2 separate regions of the Homo sapiens genome follow, and region 2 is linked to region 1. The links are chromatin contacts, found by Hi-C or POLR2A ChIA-PET in ENCODE. All regions are on one chromosome and are shown on one strand. The core of a region is the stretch at or near the end of the contact, and the rest is flanking DNA. Distances in the headings are between cores, read along the strand shown.

Evidence for each region. Hi-C counts contacts between places; a loop is a spot of excess contacts on that map. ChIA-PET counts read pairs that join two places held with the same protein, here RNA polymerase II (POLR2A).
Region 2: a map of astrocyte of the cerebellum shows a loop between it and region 1 (10-fold over the local background). The contact joins two enhancer-like sites. A Hi-C loop is called at or near these places in 2 of 168 maps with a recorded cell type or tissue (astrocyte of the cerebellum and endothelial cell of hepatic sinusoid). POLR2A ChIA-PET finds 5 or more read pairs at or near these places in 2 of 52 experiments (AG04450 and Panc1).

The regions. Positions count from the first base shown.
Region 1 is chr1:9,885,257-9,892,858 of GRCh38, forward strand. All of the region lies in intron 1 of CTNNBIP1 (catenin beta interacting protein 1), which reads right to left. Among named protein-coding and RNA genes, the nearest start is that of CTNNBIP1, 21 kb to the right of the region's middle. RefSeq lists an enhancer at 1,537-2,125. Within about 2 kb of position 5,260, at least 17 of the 41 ENCODE cell types and tissues checked have a DNase peak (open chromatin) inside an H3K27ac peak, as active enhancers do.
Region 2 is chr1:9,987,057-9,994,658 of GRCh38, forward strand. It overlaps a transcript of NMNAT1 not described here. Among named protein-coding and RNA genes, the nearest start is that of RBP7, 6.4 kb to the right of the region's middle. RefSeq lists a silencer at 4,215-4,509. Within about 2 kb of position 4,160, at least 4 of the 41 ENCODE cell types and tissues checked have a DNase peak (open chromatin) inside an H3K27ac peak, as active enhancers do.

The DNA of each region.
Region 1 (7,602 bases), core at 4,010-6,509:
CATTCCTATCAATTGAGATGGGGAGAAGCAAGTGGAACAATTTTGGGGGACAATCACGAGCTGAATTTTAGACTTTAAGAGGTTTTTCCATCTCTGAGCCTTTGTTTCCTTTTCTGTAGAAAGGGGGTGATAACAGCACCTACCTCAAGGGCAGGTTGTGAAAATGAGATAACATGCAAAGAAAGCACTTGAAGCCTGGGCACATAATGAGACTCCGTCTCTACAAAAAATACAAAAGTTAGCTAGGTGTGGTGGCGTGCACTTGCAGTCACAGTTATTCTGGAGGCTGAGGTGGGAGGATCGCTTGAGCCTGGAAAATCAAGGCTGCAGTGAGCAGTGATCATGCCACTAAACTCCAGCCTAGGTGACAGGGCAAGACCCTGTCTCTAAAAAAAAAAAAAAAGAGGACAGGTGCGGTGGCTCAGACCTGTAATCCCAGAACTTTGGGAGGCCAAGGCGGGTGGATCACCTGAGGTTGGGAGTTCAAGACCAGCCTGACCAACATGGAGAAACCCTGTCTCTACTAAAAATACAAAATTAGCCGTGTTGGTAGTGCATGCCTGTACTTGGGAGGCTGAGGCAGGAGAATCGCTTGAATCTGGGAGGCAGAGGTTGTGGTGAGCCAAGATTGTGCCATTGCACTCCAGCCTGGGCAACAAGAGTGAAACTCCATCTTGAGGAAAAAAAAAAAAAAAAGCACTTGGCCCAGTGAGTGCCTGGTATACAGCAAAGGCTCAATAAATTCTAGTTACTATACTAATGAGATAAGAAAATGACACAGACCATGTAAGTAAATGCTTTTTGTTACAGTATGGGGGATGGGAGTAAAAATAAACAGTAAGAATTCAAAGGCTTTTAATACCCTCAGCTTCTCGCCTCTTCTCTCCCAGCTGCCCGTCAGTCCCCAGCTGGCTCAGAGGAATGATAAGGGACAGAGAGGCGGGAGGGGACCTTGCTTCCACAGTCTGAGTGCTGCCCCGAATCACTGGGAACACTTCTCAGCAGGGTGCCGCTGACATTTCAGACTGGGTGCGTTTCTGCTGGAGGGCTGTCTGCACATTGCAGAAGCTGAGAGGCATTCCTGGCCTCCACCCACTAGATGCCAGTAGCAGCCCCCCTCCAGTTGTGACAATCGAATCGAATATATCTTCTGACGTTGCCATGTGTCCCGTAGGGGACAAAATTGCCAGGTCGAGAGCACTGCTTTAAAGAAGCAGCTGACACGTACTCTGGCTTACTCTGTGCCTTGCACCATTGGCAACTCTCAGGTAAGTGAATCATTCAGTCTTCGCCACACACGTCCCTACAGGGCTTTACAAATGGGCATGCCATGGTGCACAGAGGTGACATAACTCACCTGTCATGGCCCAGCTAGTCCACATCGGAGCAGGATGGAACCCAGATTGTTCAAGGTCTCAACCGCTCTGCCCTGTTGCTCTCCAGTATACAAGTACCTGGGTAAAAAGTCACTCTGAGCCAGCGAGGGGGACGGGGGGCAGAGGCCTGCCGCAGCTCCTGCTAGAGTCCCACACAAGGTAGCACCTCAGGTCCTCTAGCGACATCAAAAAAGGGAGTGCCAGAGGGAATTTCCACACGCTCCACTCTCAGTAATTAAACTGCAACAACCTCCCAGACTCTCAGGCCTCAGGAGCAACCGCCTTAATTAATATATTCCACGTTGCAGCCTCCTCCATCCACAGCCACGCTCGGTATTCCCGAACCGCACTCCACCAGCAGAGCTAGGACAAAACAGGCCTCCTAGTGAGGCATGGCATTTGCAGGCCACAGCCCCATTCTTAGGGGATAAGCCTGGGATGGGGAATGTGTCTTGAGGTCACCAACCCCAATTCAAACCTGATGCAAAGCTCCTTCCTGCTCCCTGAAGCCAGGTGATGCTACCGAAGAATAATTACTGTTGTCACCACAGCATTTTCTAAGTCCAGGCACAGAGTGGCAGAGTCAGTCAGCCCTCACAAGCCTGCAAGGTAGGAATTATTCCCATTTTATGGATGACAAAACTGAGGCTCAGAGAAGGTAAGTAACCTGCCTGAGGCCATGGAGTAATAAGTGGTAAGCCTGGATCCAAGGCCATGCTTTCCCTCTCTCCTAACAGCCCCTTCTGGCTCAGGAGTTGACAGACGCATTATCCATTTTAACTGAAATTAAAAGAAAAATGTGGGCCGGGCACAGTGGCTCACGCCTGTAACCCCAGCACTTTGGAAGGTGGAGGCGGGCAGATCAGGAGGTCAAGAGATCGCCAACATAGTAAAACCCTGTCTCTACTAAAATTACAAAAATTAGCTGGGCATGGTGGCACACGCCTGTAATCCCAGCTACTCGGGAGGCTGAGGCAAGAGAATTGCTTGAACCCAGGAGGCAGAGGTTGCAGTGAGCTGAGATCTCGCCACTGCACTCCAACCTGGCAAAAGAGCAAGATTCCGTCTCAAGAAAAAAAAAAGAAAAAGAAAAATCCACCTTACAGGAAAAAGAAAAACGGCTAGAGTCCAACCCACTGCCAATCAGAGATTAATTCGAAAATAAGGCTTACAATTATTATATACCAATAGAAATTAATTAATTATTTTTGAGATGGAGTCTCACACCGTCACCCAGGCTGGAGTGCAGTGGTGCGATCTCAGCTCACTGCAACCTCCGCCTCCCGGGTTCAAGTGATTATCCTGCCTCAGCCTCCTAATAGCTGGGATTACAGGCACCCACCACCACACCCAGCTAATTTTTGTATTCTTAGTAAAGACGGGGTTTCACCATGTTGGCTAGGCTGGTCTTGAAATCCTAACCTCAAGTGATCCACCTGCCTCAGCCTCCCAAAGTGCTGGAATTACAGGCATGAGCCACCACACCCCGCTAATTAATTTTTAAAAAGAAAATATGGTCTGGGCACAGTGGCTCATGCCTGTAATCCCAACGCTTTGGGAGGCTGAGGTGGGAGTATCACTTGAGGCCAGGAGTTTGAGCCTGGGCAACAAGGTGAAACCCCATCTCTACAAAAAATAAAAAAAAAAATTTAAAAGCTGGGCATGGTGGCCGGGCGCGGTGGCTCATGCCTGTAATCCCAGCACTTTGGGAGGCTGAGGTGCGCGGATCACCTGAGGTCAGGAGTTCAAGACCAGCCTGGCAAACATGGTGAAACCCCGTCTCTACTAAAAAATACCAAAAATTAGCTGGGTGTGAGGCTGAGGCAGGAGAATCGCTTGAGCCCAGGAGGCAGAGACTGCAGTGAGCCGAGATCGCGCCACTGCACTCCAGCCTGGGTGACAGAGCAAGACTGCCTCAAAAAAAAAAAAAATTAAGAAATGGTAATGTAAGGCGATGGGGAGAGGCCCTGCATCTGTCTACACACAGTGCCATCTGCATCGCATCCCAGACCACCCCATGTTAGCCACAGCTAGCCCTCCTCCAGTGGGGGCAGCCATGAAGCCCAAATGCAGGAGGACCCTTTCCTCTCTGGCTACAGGTCTGCTGCCGTGGGAGTGATTCTGGAATTCTCAACAGTTTGCCCTATGCACACTCCGAGATCAGAGTAGCCCGCCTGTCCCCTTCACAGCAGTGCCGTGCACGCTGTTCCAGGTCCAGAGCTCTCTGATGAAGGCCCTTTCGGAAGGTTCTGGGAGCATTTAAATCAAATCCACCTGACCTCATTCAATACAGCCCCGCAATGGCCAGAATGCAATGCTGCACCCAGCTGAGCCGCCTACCTACTGCAGGAAAGGTACTGACACGGCAACCAGGCTGGGAGGGAGGCGCCTGGAACCACTGGGGCATCCTCCTTTCTATGAAGGGGCTCCTGTTCAGAGCAAGCTCTGCAGGCCACCAGCAGGCATGCCACACACACCAAAGTGCTCCAGCACAGGCACAAACCTGCCTGGAGACAGCTTCCCCAGGACCTGCACGCTGGACAGGAAGCAAAAAGAAAGGGCTCCTTCTGTCCCTCCCACGCACTGAGGCAGGCGGTCAGATCCAAGCTTACCCTCATATTCCCTCTACAGCCGTGGCTCTCAATGGGGGCGATTCTGCCCCACGGCAGAAATGTGGCAATATCTAGAGACATTTTTGATTGTCACGACTAGTAGGGTCCTGCTGGGTAGAGGCCAGGATCAGTGCCCACCACCAATAATTATCCAGCCCCACGTCTGGAGAGCTGAGTGAGAAGCCCTACTAGGGGGCCATCTCGGAGCTGCCGATTGCACCAGGCTCCCTCCACATCTCTGGGCCTCTGCATCTGCTATGCTTTCCACCTAGAACTTCCTTCCCTCCCTGATTCCTGAGACCAAGCCTCACAGATGTTCTCTGCTCTACAACACCTTCTCTGGGCTGCCTCGAGGCCTGTGTCTGCACATCCGCCTGCATTTCCTCTTCTCGCATCACCGCCCCAACACTGTACCTGGATATCTGAGAAATGTTCACCACCAGACTGGAAGCTCTTTGAGGACAGACCGGGGGTGGTTTTAAGGCCTTTATAGGCCCCAGGGAACCTTATTCTCAGAGACATACTAAAACAAACCCACATCTCTTATTAAATGTAATCCTCACGTAACTCACAAGAGTAGAGGGAGTGATATATTTTTTTCCCACATGGCCAATATTTTTGTGGACCCTAGAAAAACTTGTAAGGCTCTGTGCTGAAGAATCTGGACAGGTGAGACACCACTGCTAGCCACAACTGGGGCTCCTCGAGTGGTGAAGTGAATGGGAACCATGAAGGAAGTGCCCCCCAGCCTTTGCATGGCCTCACTTCAGATAATCCTAACACACCAAGGAGCTGGAGGAACCTGCATGTTCCTATAACTGGATTGGCATGAGGCATCTGTTTACATCTTCTGGTTTAAAATATTTATCCTTGTGATTCTGGCCCAGATCTCGTTGTCTCTCCAGTCCTGAATTGAGTGAAACCCACCTTTTTACAGAGGCAAGAGTACCTGGCAGGCCTGCTCTGACAGCCTCTTGAAATTCAGCTGAAAACAATGCAAACAGGAAGGCATGTGGAGCCTGAGGAAGTTTCCTTGGCTGCCCCAGAACACTGAAGATCCTGGGCTATGTCTTCAGGCTCTACTGTTCTAACCAAGGGGACGTGCTGGTGGAGGTTTTCTCTCTGCACAGTGGGGGGACAAGGACAGAAGAAAAGAAAGGCATCTTTCGGCTTAATTTTAAAAGAGGTTCTTTTTTCTTCCCAGAGAACAGCTGGAGCCCTGGAACCTGGCCAAGTCAGAGCCTGAGACCTGAAGTCAGGAACCAGCACGCCTACAAAATCCAGCCACGGATCTTCCTTTAATTCAGTCTGACTCATTACCTTCAGCCTCTGGCAGGTTCCAGAGGGGTTACTAATGCAGAATCCAGAGCCTTCTTCTATTTATAAGCCAATGGAAGGGCTGGAATCCTAGCTCTTGCATGGGTACAAGCGCCCCCTCACTCCTGGGTATGAGGCCTCCCAGGCCTGACCGACCTTCCCCATGGGCTGTGCACCTGGCAGGAAGCTTCCTGAGCAAAGGCATCAAAAGATCCTCTGTGTCAACTGGAGGTAGAGGAACGCTTTTTCTCTCCTGGGACACCAGAGAGATCCCCAGCAAGCTGACTAAGTCCCCAAAAGGCAAATTAATTTGCATTTCTGTCAGGAAGGGACCACTTCCAGACCTAGTAATTCCAGGGATGGAGCCTGGCCCAGAGGTTCTGGAGAGCATGGGTCACCTCCAGAGAGTGCGGGTCACCTCCAGAGAGTGCGATCAGACTGGAAATTTTGACCTATGGAAGCTCCATCAATCCCGCTGTCAAAAGCTATGCCAGCTCTTTGCAGGGTCACAGCTTAAAATTTTAATTACATTAGGAAATTTAAAAGTACTTCAAGAAGAAAGGGGGAAAACTGACACAGTGCTATTTTTGGCGGGGGTGGGGGGCACTCACGTTTCTCCACAAGGTACATAAGGTCCCTTCACTCTGAACCACACTGACATGTTCACGCCACCCCATTCCCACAAGGACAAGCCTCATCCTCAGAGGCAGGCCTGGGCATGGCCCGGCCCTCCCATTGCCTGAGGGTCACCCAGATCTTCTCAACAGGCACCTCTCTCTCCAGCTCTTCTCCCCTTGCCCCATTCCCTCCATAGCTTTCCCTCATTAAAGCCTCTATAATTGGTTCAAACAAACAAGCTTCCTGAACTGAGTTTGCTGCATCCCCTCAGAATCCCAGGGCTGGGAAAGCCTCCAGCTTCCTGTGGTGAGGATTAGGTCATTAAATCAATTGGATCGGCTGCAGGACTGTGCCCCCGGAAGCAGCCCCCTCCTCACCACCCGGCTCTGGGGATGGTCATCCTCAGGACCTGGCTGAGAGACCCCAGGTGCAGCCTCCTGGGGAAACGCTTCCCAATCAAACTCTTCGGAAAATAAGTTTTGTTGGGCACAGTGGCAAATGCCTGTAATCCCAGCACTTTGGGAGACTGAGGTAGGAGAATTGCTTGAGGCCTGGACTTCAAAACCAGCCTGGGCAATAAAGTAAGACCCCATCTCTTTAAATTTTTTTTTTTTTTTTTTTTTTTTTTTTTGGAGATGGGGTCTCGCTCTTTCCCTCTGTCGCCCAGGCTGGAGTGCAGTGGCGCAATCTCGTTTCACTGCAACCTCTGCCTTCCAGTCTCAGGTGATTCTCCTGCCTCGGCCTCCCGAGTAGTTGGGACTACAGGTGCGTGCCACCATGTCCAGCTAATTTTATTTTGTATTTTTAGTAGGGACAGGGTTTTGCCATGTTGGCCAGGCTGGTCTCAAAATCCTGACCTCATGTGATCTGCCTACCTCAGCCTCCCAAAGTGCTGGCATTATAGACATGAGCCACCGAGCCTGGCTTCTACAAAAAATCTTTAAAAGATTAGCTGGGTGCAGCCTGGGCGCGGTGGCTCACGCCTCTAATCCCAGCACTTTGGGAAGCTGAGGCGGGCGGATCATGAGGTCAGGAGATCAAGACCATCCTGGCTAACACGGTGAAACCCCGTCTCTACTAAAAATACAAAAAATTAGCCAGGCGTGGTGGTGGGTGCCTGTGGTCCCAGCTACTCGGGAGGCTGAGGCAGGAGAATGGCGTGAACCCGGGAGGCAGAGCTTGGAGTGAGCCGAGATCGCGCCACTGCATTCCAGCCTGGGGGACAGAGCGAGACTCCGTCTAAAAAAAAAAAAAAAAAAAGATTAGCTGGGTGTGCAGTGGCTTGCACCTGTAGGCCCAGTTACTTGGGAGGCTGAGGTGGGAGGATCCCAAGAGCCCAGGAGTCTGAGGTTGCAGTGAGCTATGATCACACCACTGCACCCCAGCCTGGGCAACAGAGCGAGACTGTCTCAAAAAAAAAAAAAGAAAAGAAGTTTTAAGGCCACTGCCTCTTTCCAACAGGCTGTCAGCATAAAGGTATGTGTTAATTTGCATAAAGATATAGGTGTATCTGTTTACTTCGCAAATACACCCATCTGTGCTACAGAGGCCAGGGTTCCTGGCTCCACGCATCACGTGAGCCACACTGCTTGCTTGTTTGGGTGATTGCTTCTGCTCTACTAAGCAGGAGGCGACCTTCCTGATCCTTTCCCCTCCAGCTACCTCGGAACAAAACATAA
Region 2 (7,602 bases), core at 2,910-5,409, 100 kb after region 1:
GCGTGGTGGCGGGCACCTGTAATTCCAGCTACTTGGGAGGCTGAGGCAGGAGAATTGCTTGAACCCAGGAGGCAGAGGTTGCAGTGAGCCCTGATCATGACACTGCATTCCAGCCTGGGCAACAAGAGCAAAAACTCCCTCTCAACAAACAAAAACAAAACAAGTGTACTAAGTCCAGTGCGGTGGCTCACACCTGTAATCCCAGCACTTTGGAGGCCAAGACAGGAGGAGCACTTGAGCCCAGCATGAGCAACAGAGTGAGACCCTGTGTCTACAAAAATTTTTTTAAAAATTAGCCAGGCAGCAGGGCGCAGTGGCTCACGCCTGTAATTCCAGCACTTTGGGAGGCCGAGGAGGGCAGATCACAAGGTCAGGAGATCAAGACCATCCTGGCTAACACAGTGGAACCCCGTCTCACTAAAAATACAAAAAATTATCCGGGCGTAGGTGGCGGGTGCCTATAGTCCCAGCTACTTGGGAGGCTGAGGTAGGAGAATGGCGTGAACCCAGGAGGCAGAGCTTTCAGTGAGCCGAGATTGTGCCACTGCACTACAGCCTGGGTGACAGAGCAAGACTCCGTCTCAAAATAAATAAATAAATAAATTAAATTAAATTAAATTAAATTAGCCAGGCATGGTAGCTTGTGCATGTAGTCTGAGCTACTTGGGAGGCTGAGGTGAGAAGATTGCTTGAGCCTGGGATCTGGAGGCGTAGTGAGCTGTGATTACCCCACTGCACTCCAGCCTGTGTAGCTGAGACCCTGTTTCAAAAAAAATGAAATAGTGCAGCTAAAAGTATCAATGTCACCAAAGCAGAAGACCCAAGTCTCCAGCCACACTTTTGTTGAGACAATAGTATTCATAAAGTGATTTTCAAAATTTTTATTTACTTACTTATTTCCCACTTCATAAGCTGGTCTAGCATGAAGTATGGTTTTTTTAGTTGTTGTTGTTTTTTTTGAGACAGAGTCTTGTTCTGTCACCCAGGCTGGATTGCAGTGGCACGATCTCAGCTCACTGCAACCTCCACCTCTCAGGTTCAAGAAATTCTCCTGCCTCAGCTTCCCGAGTAGCTGGGATTATAAGCGCACACCACCGTGCCCAGCTAACTTTTGTATTTTTAATAGAGACAGGGTTTCTCCATGTTGGCCCGGCTGATCTCAAACTGACCTCAAATGATCCACCTGCCTTGGCCTCCCAAAGTGTGGGGATTACAGGTGTGAGCTATCACACCCAACCAAAGTAGTATTTTATTTAACATTTATATCTTCAGCAACTTAAGCATGTTCGAAACTGAACCATAATTTTGCTCTCAAATGGATAAATAATCATAAGAAAGCTGCTTAAGAAGAAAGGGTACCTTGGCTGGGTGTGATGAATCATGCCTGTAATCCCAGCACTTTGGGAGGCCAAGGCATTTGGATCACCTAAGGTCAGGAGTTCGACACCAGCCTGGCCAACATGGTGAAACCCCGTCTCTAATAAAAGTACAAAAATATTAGCCAGGCATGGTGGCAGGCACTTGTGGTCCTAGCTACTCAGGAATCTGAGGCAGGAGAATTGCTTGAACCTGGGGAGGCAGAGGTTACAGTGAGCCAAGATCGCGCCACTGCACTCCAGCCTGGGTGACAGAGCGAGACTCCATCTCAAAAAAAAAAAAAAAAAAAAGGGTACCTTGATTTTTTTTTTTTTGAGATGGTCGCAGGTTCAAGTGATTCTCGTGCCTCAGCCTTCTGAGTAGCTGGGATCACAGGCGTGTGCCACCACACCCAGCTAATTTTTGTATTCTTAGTAGAGATGGGGTTTTGTCATGCTGGTCTCTAACTCCTGGCCTCAAGTGATTCTCCCACTTCTGCCCCTCCAAGTGCTGGAATTACAAACATGAGCCTCTGTGCCCAGCCAAAAGTACCTTGATTTTATTTATGATATTGCTAAGGAAAGGAGGCAGAGAAATTCTGGGCAGAAGAGGGTGGGTCCCCAATGAGGGCTCCCCACCTGGAGCTGAAAAGCCTGATACTATGGCCCAAAGTGAGCATTTACATCCCTGTTTGCCCTCTTGAAAGTTGCCTTTTCCATAACTACCCATGGCCCACCCCCCATCCTGTGCCCATGAAAACCCCAGGCTCAGCTGGGCACAGTAGCCTGTAACCCTAGCACTTTTGGAGGCCAGGGCGGGCAGATCACTTGAGGTCAGGAGTTCAAGACCAGCCTGGCCAACATGGCGAAACCCCACCTGTACTAAAAATACAAAAATTAGCCAGGCATGGTGGCGGGCGCCTGTAATCCCAGCTACTCAGGAGGCTGAGGCACGAGAATCACTTCAACCCAGGAGGCGGAGGTTGCACTGAGCCAAGATCGCGCCACTACACTCCAGCCTAGGTGATAGAGCAAAACTCAGTCTAAAAAAAAAAACCAAGCTCAGCCAGCAGAGAGTGGAGAAGCAGCTGGATATTGGAGACTACGGTTGGACGGCAGAAATAAGTGGCTTGACTTCAGAGGGACAGCTTCATGGTGTAGCTTTGAAGAGGAGTCCAGCCAGGGACGGCTGGACTTCAGGGGAAGATTACCTTCTTGCTCCATCCTCCTTTCAGCTCCTCTTCCCACTGAGAGTCACTTTCATTGGCAATAAATTTCCATGCATTTACCATCTTCAATTCATTTGTGCTACCTCATTCCTCCTGGACACTGGACAAGAACTTGGGTACCACAAGTGCGGGTACAAAAGCCTGTCACACTGACCCTCCACTGAGCTGTTAACACTTAAGCTGTCCACAGCAAAGCTAAAAGGGCATTGTAACACCCCTTCTGGGGCTTCAGGGGTTGCAGGCACCCTCACCAGATGCTGCTGCGGGGCCCACACAAAGTTTTGCTCCTTCAGGTGCCCAAAAGCACTTGCCCCAGCTCCTGCACCCGCTCACCTGCATGCTCCGCCTCCCATAAGGGGTGGAACACAGCAGGTCCAAGTGAGTGGAATGGCCCCTGCCAGCGCCAAAGTGGCTGGCTAGTTCCAGCGCCCCTGCATTCCAGTTCCTGCCAATGAAGGGGTCAGGGAAATACCCTGCTTCAAAATGTATCAGAATTTTTTTTCATTGCAAGTAGCAGGAAGCTCAACTCAAAGTGATCTAAACACGGACATCTATACTCAGAAGTACAGACATAGGGCAGAATGGAAGGTGTGTAGGTTTGTAGGTGCTGTGAGTCAACACTGTCATCGGGGACCCGGGTTCTTTCCATCCCTCTACACTTCCAGTCACAGTGTCTTAAATCTAGTGCCCTTGAGTTATAGGAGGGTCACCAGTAGCCAGGCTTCCTAGTTCATGTTCAGGAGTGACTCCTCATGGCTCCCCATGGCTCTGTTAAAATCAAAGAAACATCTTTTCCAACAGCCCTTTCAAACTCCTCATCGCATCTCACTGGCTGATTCAGTCATTTAAACCTGCTTCTCCCTAAAGCTGATCACTGGCTAAGCTAATAGGGTTTCCGGGATTGGTTTAGCCTGATACTAATCCAGGTCTACCTTCAGGAGCCAGACCAAACTGCCTATTGGCATTGCATTCTTGCAGTAGGGAGGGGAGGTATGGATGGTGTGGAGTCCACCACAAGGTCCATGCCAGTCTTTGCTGAACCAGCATCAGACTCCATCAAGCAACAGATGAGAGGTTCCATGATAAAGTGGCCCTCAGCAATCCCCATCCATTGCTGTCTAGGAAGAACAGTGCTTGTACACAGGTTTAGGACCTCAGTCTTGGCTGTAATCTTCTGGTTTACTTTGCCAGCACCAAACAGAAGGAAAGAAAGGGCTCAAATTTGACCAAATAAATTATGCTTCTCCTTCCAGAGATAACCTTGAGTCCTGTCTAGGAAGATATTAGAATTGTAAAGAAAAAAAAAATTACTCCTTATCCTATGGCAAGTGGAGTCTATGTCTACTTCAGCTGAAATTAAATCCTGTCCATAATAGATGACCCTTGCTCAAGCTGGCCAGAAGCCATACCAACCAGCACGAAGGTTAAAACTATTATTAGTTTTTTCTGTGATTTTCATTTTCAGGCCAAGTTTTAGAACAATAAGATTTTAAGAATAGGAAGTAAGTAAGATTTCTGCATATCCTGTTCTCTTAGTCAGCTGAATTTTTTTTTTTTTTTTTTTAGACAAAGTCTTGCCTCTTCACCCAGGCTGGAGTGCAATGGTGCAATCTCAGCTCACTGCAACTTCTGCCTCCCGGGTTCAAGCAATTCTCTTGCCTCAGCCTCCCCAGTAGCTGGGATTACAAGCCTGGCTAATTTTTGTTTTTAGTAGAGATGGGATTTCACCCTGTTGGCCAGGCTGGTCTTGAACTCTTGACCTCAAGTGACCTTCCTAACTCAGCCTCCCAAAGTGCTGGGATTACAGGCGTGAGCCACCGCACCAAGCCTGGAATCTATGTCTTACAGTTATGAGAATCAACAGCTAGCTCATTATGGGCAAGGTGATGTCACTCTGGCTTCTCAATGAAAATGGCATTTCTCCCTTGGAAAAGGTCATAGCCAGTCAGTCAGTCAGTCAACAAACATTTATTGAGTACTTACCAGGCACTGTGCTAGACCCTGGAGATACAGGAGTGGTGAATGAAATCAACATGGGCTCTGCCCTGGAAAGCTTCATGGAAAAGGCAGTCAATAAAAAAGAAAAAAGATAATTATGGATTATAATAATGATAAAGGACGTAAGCAGAGATGTGATGTGGAGTAAGTGTGTATTAGGAGCATATAGGAAGGCTGTTCTGAGAAGATGGCTCTCAAGTTCTTGAAGATATCCAAGTACTTTTCTGTCCACATTCTAAACCAACTGAAAAATAAGACGAAAAAAAAAAGCAACAAAAGGGCTGAGCACAGTGCCTCACGCCTGTAATCCCAGCTACTCTAGAGGCTGAGGCAGGAGAATTTCTTAAACCTGGGAGGCAGAGGTTGAGCCACCCCACTCCAGCCTGGGTGACAAAGCGAGACTCTGTCTCTAAATAAATAAGTAAGTAAATAAATACTTTAGGTTTAGATTTTTTTTTTTTTTTGAGACGGTCTCAGTCTGTCATTCAGGCTGGAGTGCAATGGTTCCATCACGGCTGACTGCAGCCTCGACCTCCCAGGTTCAAGCGATCGTCCCACCTCAGTCTCCCGAGTAGCTGGGACTACAGGTGCATACCACCACACCCAGCTAGTTTTTTTATTTTTTATAGAGACAGGACATTGCCATCTTGCCCAGGCTGATCTCAAAATCCTGGGCTCAAATGATCCTCCCTCCTCGGCCCCAAAATGCTGGGATTACAGGCATGTGCCACCACGCCCAGCCTAGGATTATAATTTTTTTATAGATTACCTCTACCTAGTTGACGAAAACGGTTCAGTGGCTGTTGCCCCGAGAGCAAGCATTCATCCCAGTTTACCAGGGGCTTTTCCAATGTTAGCAGCAAGAGTTCCATGTCCCAGGCACTCCTTCAGTCCTAGTTGTTCCAATCCTAAGAGGATGAGCAGAGGCCAGGGGCGTTTAGGGACAATTCCTCTCCATGGAGACCATGACTAGAAAAGACTGTACCCCTATGGCCGGGCGTGGTGGCTCACGCCTGTAATCCCAGCACTTTGGGAGGCCGAGGTGGGTGGATCACAAGGTCAGGAGATCGAGACCTTCCTGGCTAACACAGTGAAACCCCATCTCTACTAAAAAATACAAAAAATTAGCTGGGTGTGGTGGCGGGTGCCTGTAGTCCCAGCTACTCAGGAGGCTGAGGCAGGAGAATGGTGTGAACCCAGGAGGCGGAGCTTGCAGTGAGTGGAGATCGCACCAATGCACTCCAGCCTGGGCAACAAAGCGAGACTTGGTCTCAAAAAAGAAGAAAAAGAAAAGAAAAGACTGTACCCCTAATAGTGACTTTTGAGCTGGAAGCCAAAGGAGCTAACCAGGCAAAAACTAGGAGGAAAAACATCTCAGAAAGAGGAGACACCAAATACCAAGACTCTGAAGGAAAGGGTGTGATGTGATTAGAGGAACTGAGTTGGGGGAGACAGGATGTACTGCTGGTGGAGGAGTAGCCAGGAGCCAAACCAGGAAGGACTTTGTGAACCTAACCATGAGAGAGAGTGCAAATTTCCTTTTAAGAAAAACAGGACAGGCCAGGAGCGGTGGCTCGCACCTGTAATTCCAGCACTTCAGGAGGCCTAGGTGGGTGGATCACCTGAGGTCAGGAGTTCGAGATCAGCCTGACCGATACGGTGAAACCTCATCACTACTAAAAATATAAAAATTGGCCGGGTGTAGTGGCATGCGCTTGTAGTCCCAGCTACTCGGGAGGCTGAGACAGAATTGCTTGAATTCAGGAGGTGGAGGTTGCAGTGAGCCAAGACTGTGCCACTGCACTCCAGCCTGGGCAACAGAACAACACCCCATCTCAAAAAAAAAAAGAAAAGAAAAAAGAAAGACAGGACAATACTGAAGGGCTGTAAGCAAGGAGTGAGAAGATCTGAATTACATTCCTTAAAAGCTTGCCGGGGCTGCGTATGGAGAATTGTTTTGAGGGACTCAGAAGGGAAGCAGCAGGTCCAGATGAAAGATTTTTATAAGTGGTCCTGGCAAGAGATGATGGGGACTTGGGTTAAGATGGTAGAACCAAGAGGACTTGCTGAGGGACTGGATTTTGGCCAGCAGAGAAGATGGAAATTCACAAATCTACTGGATTCTTAGCTTGAGCATCCAGGGGCCTAATGGAATGTATGGAGATAAGGAGAGCTGGAAAAAATTTTGTTCTTACACTTTCTAGCTTAGCTGCGTCAAGTTTCAGATGCCTTTAAGATAGCCAAGTGGAGACGTCAAGTAGGAGGCGAGAGGTGGCACTGAACGTGCAGGCAGGTTACCTGGGTTTGAATCCAGACTCTGCCAACTATATGACCTCGGGCAAGTTAGTTAACCTCTCTATGCCTCAGTTTTTAGCTCTGTCAAAGGGAGTTAATAAAATAACTATTGGAGAAGTAGGATTTTGCAACAAATAATAATACACATAGCACTCAACAAATGTTAGCTTTTTTTTTTTTTTTTTTTTTTTTTTTTTGCAACAGAATCACTCCGTCTCCCAGGCTGGAGTGCAATGGTACAATCTCTGCTCACTGCAACCTCTGCCTCCCGGGTTCAAGTGATTCTCCTGCCTCAGCCTCTCCAGGAGCTGAGACTACAGACGTGTGCCACCACACCTGACTAACTTTTGTATTTTTTTAGTAGAGACGGGGTTTCACCATGTTAGCCAGGCTTGTCTCAAACTCCTGACCTCAGGCAATCCACCCATCTCAGCCTCCCAAAGTGCTGGGATTACGAACGTGAGCCACTGTCCCCAGCCAAATGTTAGCTTTTATTTTTTATTTTATTATTTTTGAGACAGAGTTTGGCTCGTGTTGCCCAGGCTGGAGTGCAATGGCACGGTCTTGGCTCACTGCAACCTCTGCCTCCTGGGTTCAAGCGATTCTCCTGCCTCAGCCTCCCACGTAGCTGGGATTACAGGTGCCCGCCACCATGCCTGGCTAATTTTTTGTATTTTTTGTATTTTTTTTTTTTTTTGAGACGGAGTCTTGCTCTGTCCCCCAGG